3 separate regions of the Homo sapiens genome follow, and regions 2 and 3 are each linked to region 1. The links are chromatin loops, found by intact Hi-C in ENCODE. Cell type or tissue: CD4-positive, alpha-beta T cell. All regions are shown on one strand.

Region 1 (2,500 bases):
TATTTGCATGAGTGTGAGTGTTGATACTTCCCATTTCATGCATGAGATGGGGAAAAATTAAGGATGACCAAGGCGTCGTCTTAGGGACCTAATCACTCCAGTTCTTCCCTAGTTGTCACAGGAGACCCTCATTGAATGGCTTTGAAGAGTGTGTACTCTCAAATTATCAGCCACAGTCTGAGTGTCTCAGAGGGGAAGGTGCATAGTCTCTTTGTGTCAGGAATCTTTACAAACAGAATCAGGGCCTTTCAAGGGCTTTCTAGAAGTTAAAAAATTAACACAATTTGAATCATTTTTCAGATCATTTGAATCCTTTCAAGTCATTTGAATTTGAGCTTTTCCCCCCCAACAATGGCAGTTGGATATGTTACAGGGCATATGTTTATTTTATTTTTTATTTTTGCCTTTAAAAGAGATGTTTATTCATGATGAATATGAATCCAAGTGTTTGGGTGGATATAACAGAACCAAATGTAACAGAAATTTAAGATCATCTTTCCCTCTAAGATGAAAAATACGGTATATTATATGTTATTGGATAAAATTACTAAACATTTTTAGACCCTGAGGTTGTATATTTTATGATGTTGGCTGCTGCGTAGTTGCCATGATTGCTTTTTCAAATTGTTAATTTCTTTCTTTTTTAAAATTTCTATTTTTATTTTACATTCAGGGTTTACATATGCAGATTTGTTACATGGGTATATTGCATGGTGATGAGGTTTGGGCTTCTATTGATCCTGTCATCCAGATAGTGAACATAGTACCTAATAGGATGTTTTCCAGAAGGGCATATGTTTAATAAGATACCACAGGGCAACAAAAAAGGAGGAAGATGTGGCTCCTGCCCACAAGGAATTTGCATTCTAATTAGATTATGACAGTATGGCCCAGATTCCATTTCAGATGTGCCAGTTCATGTGCATTTTCCATTTTAGTTTTCTGAAACAGAAACTTCTTGTTCTTTAAAGTTCTTGTTCTTCACAAGTTGTTTTATACTGAGGAAAGAAAAAAACCCAGAACATTGGGTTCAGACCTCTCCAGAGATGACAGTACTGCATTATATGAAGAAATAGAAAGAAAAGAGTATTATGAGTTTGCATGCACCTTTTATCTTTAGACCAGGGTTTATCAACTTTGGCACTATTGGCTTTTGGGTCAGGATGCTTCTTTGTCTTGTCGGGGGGAGCCCATCCAGGGCATTATAGGATCTTTAGCAGCATCCCTGGCCTCTAACCACTAGATGTCACTAGCACCCTCTCCCAGTTTTGCCATCTGAAAATGTCTCCAGACATTGCCAAATGTTTTTGGGGGACTGAATTGCTTTCTCTGTTGAAAACCACTGATTTAGGCACTCTCAGGAGAGCTCTTTGTCTGTATTGCTGGAGCATTTTTATAAATAAAACAAAACAAAACAAAACACTGAGGTTAAGATACTGACTTACGGTCAGGCGCAGTGGTTTGCGCCTGTAATCCCAGCACTTTGGGAGGCTGAGGTGGGTGGATAACTTGAGGCCAGGAGTTCAAGCCCATCCGGGCCAACACAGCGAAACCCCATCTCTACTAAAAATACACAAAAGTTAGCCGGGTGTGGTGGCATGCGCCTGTAATCCCAGTTACTCAGGAGGCTGAGGCAGGAGAATTGCTTGAACCCAGGAGGCGGAGGTTGCAGTGAGCCAAGATCATGCCACTGCACTCCAGCCTGGGAGACAGAGCAAGACTCCATCTAAAAAAAAAAAAAGGTATTGACTTCCGGCTTTCAGCAATTACCGAAGGAAGAGGATTATCTGCTCTGTCAGAGTAAACCAGAGGCAGGTTTCTGCTTTTCATGGAAATAGGAGATGATGCTGCCATACGTGAGGGATTTGACAGAGTAACAAAACAACTACCTTAGTCTCATCCTTATTCTTTTTTTTTTTGAGACAGAGTCTTACTCTGTCACCCAGGCTGGAGTGCAGTGGCGCAATCTCGGCTCACTACAATCGCCATCTCCCGGGTTCAAGCGATTTTCCTGCCTCAGCCTCCCAAGTAGCTGGGACTACAGGCGTGTGCCACCACACCCGGCTAATTTTTAATAGAGACAGGGTTTCACTGTGTCTCGATCTCCTGACCTCGTGATCCGCCAAAGTGCTGGGATTACAGGCATGAGCCACCATGCCCAGCCAGTGTCATCCTTATTCTTAGTGGTGGGGCGAGATGCAGAGGGTCGTTGGTAATTATTTCCTTCATGTTTCTCCTAGTTTTCCTGTTGTTCTTGATTCTACCCATCCATGGTACTTCTAAAGGACAGGGAAATGGACCACCCCAAACTGATGTACATTGGTTCTGCTCATCACACTTGGGGGTCTCAACAGGCTGATCTGTGTTATCAGCAAGTCTGCTGATACTTATCAGGGACTTGCTACAGAGACCTGGTGCTTGACTCTGGAAGAAAATCAGCATCAGCAATGTCTTCAGTGCCTGTGGAGGATAAATTATATGTGTACACCTTAATAGATAA
Region 2 (2,500 bases), 380 kb after region 1:
AAAATGATGATTTAAGGAATACATGTACTGCGGGATGAAGACAAGTACAGTCAATATTTAGTTTTAAGTATTCTTTACTTGTGCTTTAAAAAGACCCGAGCATCTAAAGTGCTATAGGTAAACATAAAAATCTCTGCTGACTTGGGGATCAAGAGACCCAGGTCTAGTCTTGGTTCTCAGCTAACTGGCTGTGGGACTTCTCTGGGCCTCAGTCTCTGGTCTCAGTCTCCTCTTCTATGACCTCTAAGTTTTATATTCCATAGTTACATATGAAACAGATTTGTGATTAGACGTTGACTCATTTGTCTGTACCAGGATAGCAGCACTTTATATGCTGACCTAGCAGCATCTATTCTAAGAGCTCTTCATAAAGGCATATGTCAGTATTCTTATATGGCTCATTAAGGGCTTTTCCTAGATGTATCTTGCTTCCCCAATTAGATTTTAAACCCTCAATGGCCGGGAACTATTATATCCATGGTGCCAAGCAGAGCCTGAGATGCCAAATTAGTACTTAAATATGCTGTTAGACTAAGCATCCTGAGCGATGAGTGCTTAGTACTGGAAGACCAACGACAGGGGTCAGTGGCCTATTGTCTTCATTATCACAAATTAATAAGTCTAACAGACGGTGCTGTGTGAGATGGAAAATGAGCTTACCTCTGTTTAAAGAAGGAACCAACAGCTTTGGTGTGGACAGGCAGAGAACAACAGAAACGGTAAAACTTTTGGCAAACATTTTCTGCAGCATATTAGGCTTTGTGGACCATACAGTCTCTATTGCAACTGCTCAATTCTACCCTTGTAGGGTGGAATCTGCCACAATGTGTAAACAAATATACACGGTGATAATACAATAAAGCATTATTTATGTACCTTGAAATTTGAATTTTATGAAATTTTTACATCTCAAAATGTTCTTTTGATTTTTTTCTCAACCATTTAAAATGTAAAAACCATTCTTAGCTCACGGGCCATATAAAAACAGGCAGTGGACCAGACTTGGTTGGTGGGTCTTAGTTTACTGTCCCTGATATAGAGTGTGCATGCTTTCTGGGGTGGTTATTTAGCAGTGAGAATTTCCTATTTGAATGGAGTGGGACCTAGGGGAATCCACGACCCCTTTCCAGTTAGCCAGGACAGACTTCCTAAGGAATATTATAAAGAAAAGGCATACATCTGTGTGATGCTTCAGGGTTTTGAGGCACTGTCATATCATGAACATTAACTTTTTAGATCATTTGGAATCCTTATCATTATCCCTGTTTTTAGATGGTGAAATGAGGGTTCTACATCACACGATTAGCAAACAGTGAAATTGAGAATCAAGCTGAAGTCTTTAAGCCAAGTGTCCTTTCCAGCATGACCTGGGTCCCGTGTGATGCTAACTGTTGTTTAAATGAAACAAGTAAGAGGGTTTTAAATGGAGGTTTAGCTGGATTCCAATTTCCATGGGTGGCAGACATGAGGGCAGGGCCTGGTAAATTGTTTACTAGGGAAGTAAAGGTGTAAACAGATGCTTCTCACCACCTCCTTTTAATGTTTCTCCATCATGCAAAGTGCTGCTTTCTCTAAGGTCTTTTCATTATAGGCTCATGTGAGCAAGTTGCCTTAAAATTGTCAAAAAGAGGAACTGAGTTTGGGAGAATCACTTCTTTGGTTACCCCCAGTGATTTTTCTAGTCTTGAAATGATTAGAGAAATAGGAAGTGTTTTGGCTCTAGGAGATCTCTTGGGAAAAGGCTAATAAGCTGGTATCCAGAGTGATTTTGGGTAAAAGGGCTTGAGAGTAGTGTGTGTGACTGGGAGCATGGCAGGGGAGGAATGGGTTGTCTTGAGCATCTTGAACCCATTTCCTTATCTGAAAGGAAGACATCACAGGCCAGACAAATTGGATGAATAGTTCTAGACTTTTAGTTTTAGTCATTTATTTATTTCATAAATAAAGTAGGCAGAAAATGAACAAGACCTAGACTCTACCCTTAAGAAACTGATACTCCTGTTACTCAGGGTACATCAACCTTCTTAATTTCCAAAATGGAATGAACATAAATGTCACTGAGTGTCCAGAGCTTATGCTTTGTTTAAACTCTTGTGTACCTAGCATAGGACCATGCAAAAGTAGCTGCTTAAGGTATGCTTTGGATTTGGATTTGTATATGCTAGAGGTATTACTTTTTGGGAAGTAGGGGGTGCTTTGTGTCATTTTAGCATGATGTGTTGCACTGAAGCTAATTGTAGGAAGAACCTGTGAAAGCAGGGACATTGCCCTCTAGCGAGCACCAAGGTTCTTTGAAAAGTCATGGTGCCCAGAAGCATGAGCAGAGCACTGCCTGTTTGCTAGAAGGGTCTTGGACATCTGTGTGAAACTGGGAGATGTTTATGCTATAGATCATTAAGAAAAGATACAGAATTGTATGCTCTCAATTCTGTACAAAAGACAAAAGGAAAAATTGGAAGGAAATATATCAAAACATGACATGCAAAACTTACAGATGATT
Region 3 (2,500 bases), 670 kb after region 1:
GCCTACTAATGAGGAAACATAACCCAGTCCCTGGTGTCTGGCATTTATTCATTCTTCAGTGAATTGAGCACCTACTATGTTCCAGGTAATGTTCTAGGTACTGGGTATAGTGAAGTGAGCAAAACAAACAAAAATGTCCATCCTTGCAGAGTCAAATATCTTTGTCTCTTATCTGATAAACACCAGAAGCATTTTGCTTTTACCTAGCAGGGATAGCAGAACACCTTACCAACTTGTCACAGGGCTTTTCTAGTTCTGTTCCACAATTTGCTATGCAGGAACCTTGACTTTCTCGCCACCACACAGGACATTCCTGAATACTGTATCATATTAAGAAGACATGAAGAGCAGGGACCAGATTGGCTGGGTTCAAATCCTATCTCTACTGCTTTCTAGCTGTGTGATTTTGAACAGGTTACTTAACCTCTCTGTGCCTCTATTCTCCTATCTGTAAAAGGTAAAATCCCACGGTATTTTGGGGAGGGCTAAAGTTGTTAATATATGTAAAGTGCTTTAGTACCTAAAGAAATAAATTTTCCACAAGAATGATTTTCATTTAGTGAGAAGCCAAGACTTTCACATTACCATGCTGGCCTCCACACACATTCCCTTGAGAAAAAAAGGTGAGAAAAAAACTCATTAAAAAAAAAAGGTGAGGAGTAAGTATCATCTTACTATTAAGGGTCAGTTGAGTTGCTGCTACTCGATACAAGCAGGGATGAGTATGAATGAAATTGGGTGAGTCTTACAGTTCCTCCTATTATTATCTTGTCCAGTAATAAAAATTAATGAAATACTAATACAGGACAATCCAGGCAGGCCCACCAAGAGTTCAATTTCCTTAGAAATGAAGATTTGAGTGACTCTACTAAGTAAAACACACTGAGAATCTGAGGTACAGGCTGCAGGCAAAGGAGATCTGGAATAGGGAGAGGTGGGAGTTATAAATACCAGCTGTTGCCTTGTGGTAGAAGTATAAATGGTGACAGTAGACGCTACACATTTCCTTGATTACTGTGACATGAAAATATGGAAAGAAAAGTACATGTGGATATCAAGTAGCCAAAGAATACATTGTAATTGCTTTTCTAGGAAGGGTTTTCCAGGATCTGGATGCTATCCTTAAATCTGGAGAATGTCCCATGGCGTGAGCCTTAGGGAAGGCAGTTCCTCCCTCTTGCAAAAGAAAAGATCAGATTCTGGCTTTCTCTGAGCCCTGGCTGCTGCGCTAGGAGGGGGCACATAGTCTAAGCTTGGCCAATCAGGTGCTCCCACTCAGCTCTTTGAATCTTGAGTTAATGACTCAAAGAAAGTCTTAGCGGTGGTGCTGACAGGGCTTCTAGTATCCAGTGCAGCGGTGTCACCCACAGAATATGTCCAGCAGTGGCAACAGAGGCGTCCGAATCAGACTGTTCCACTAGAGGGCGCTCGAAAGAAGTTCTGGTAGCCCAGTTTAATATGGATGCCTCCTACCACGTTCCCAGTCAGGTTCTCCAAGAGTCCCATATTTCTTTGAGCTGCCTGATATCTTACCAATAAGCTTCTTTTCTCATCAAGGTAATGAGGGTAGCTTAAAGTGATTTGCAACCAAGAACTCCGGCAAGTTTTCACAGAAAAAAAAAAAAAAGACTGAAGAGAAATATATCAAAATGCCAACATTTTAGAATTAAAGTAATTTTTATTTTCTACTTTACGTTTTTCTGTCATTTTCAAATTTCCTAAAGTGAACATATATCTTACTTTTAAAGTTAAAATGTTAGTAGAGATAATAAAAATAATACTAATTGATGGCAATTGGTTTATTAGTGAACCAATTTTTAGAAAAGTAAAGTACTGGGGAATATTTAAAAGGTATGTTTTGGTGGTGGGTAGGAAAAGTTTGAAGTACAGAATACCTGTTTAGGACAGTGCACTTAGGTGAGACAATGAGAGCTCTTCTAGAGAGAAAAATACCTTAAAAGGGTGTCTTAGCCAGCTCAGGTTGCAATAACAAAGTATCATAGACTGGGTGGCTTAAACAACAGAAATTTATTTTCTCCCAGTTTTGGAAGCTGGGAAGTTTAAGATCAAGGTTCTAGCGGATTGCAGATTCTGGTGGTGCCACAGCTTTCTTCCTGGCTTGCAGATTACTGACTTTTTCCTGCATCCTTACATGGCCTTTCCTCTGAGGGCACAAGGAGGGGGAAAGAGAGAGAGACCGCACATGAGCATGAGTGAGCGCATGTGCGGGCCAACCCCAGTGTCTTTTCTTATAAGAACATTAATCCTATCAGATCACGGCCCCACCCTTACAACTTCGTTTAACCTTAATCACTTCCTTAGAGGCCACAGCCACACTGGGGGTTAGGGTTTCAGCATATGGATAGGGAGGTGGGGGTGTAAACACAGAGGGGATGAGACATCAAAGAAAAAATTACCCTGGTTCTGACACTTTCAGATCCCTGTATAAAAAACAGGTGTTGGGATGGGAAATATTGTCTTTTCATGACATTCGGCATGA

Evidence for each region. Peaks named below come from ENCODE experiments on the same cell type or tissue, not always from the same donor. Only the 100,000 strongest peaks of a DNase experiment are listed, where the experiment ranks them.
Region 2: it touches region 1 in a loop (8-fold over the local background); 7 of 110 quality-filtered maps call a loop at or near these places.
Region 3: a loop joins it to region 1, with 7 times the contacts of the local background. A loop is called at or near these places in 15 of 110 quality-filtered maps.

The regions. Positions count from the first base shown.
Region 1 is chrX:15,760,541-15,763,040 of GRCh38, forward strand. All of the region lies in intron 2 of CA5B (carbonic anhydrase 5B), which reads left to right. The region is part of intron 5 of CA5BP1-CA5B (CA5BP1-CA5B readthrough); the gene reads left to right. Among named protein-coding and RNA genes, the nearest start is that of CA5B, 24 kb to the left of the region's middle. In CD4-positive, alpha-beta T cell, a CTCF peak has its summit at 1,256 (motif pointing right); a DNase peak (open chromatin) is centred at 1,241; H3K27ac peaks cover 296 bases.
Region 2 is chrX:16,135,957-16,138,456 of GRCh38, forward strand. The region is part of intron 1 of GRPR (gastrin releasing peptide receptor); the gene reads left to right. Among named protein-coding and RNA genes, the nearest start is that of GRPR, 14 kb to the left of the region's middle. RefSeq lists a silencer at 2,169-2,238. In CD4-positive, alpha-beta T cell, no CTCF peak of the experiment used is centred here; no DNase peak of the experiment used is centred here.
Region 3 is chrX:16,435,368-16,437,867 of GRCh38, forward strand. It overlaps LOC124905249 (a long non-coding RNA gene), which reads right to left. Exons shown (of 2, transcript XR_007068397.1): 2 at 2,010-2,500. Among named protein-coding and RNA genes, the nearest start is that of MIR548AM, 190 kb to the right of the region's middle. In CD4-positive, alpha-beta T cell, CTCF peaks have their summits at 1,458 (motif pointing right) and 1,657; a DNase peak (open chromatin) is centred at 1,424.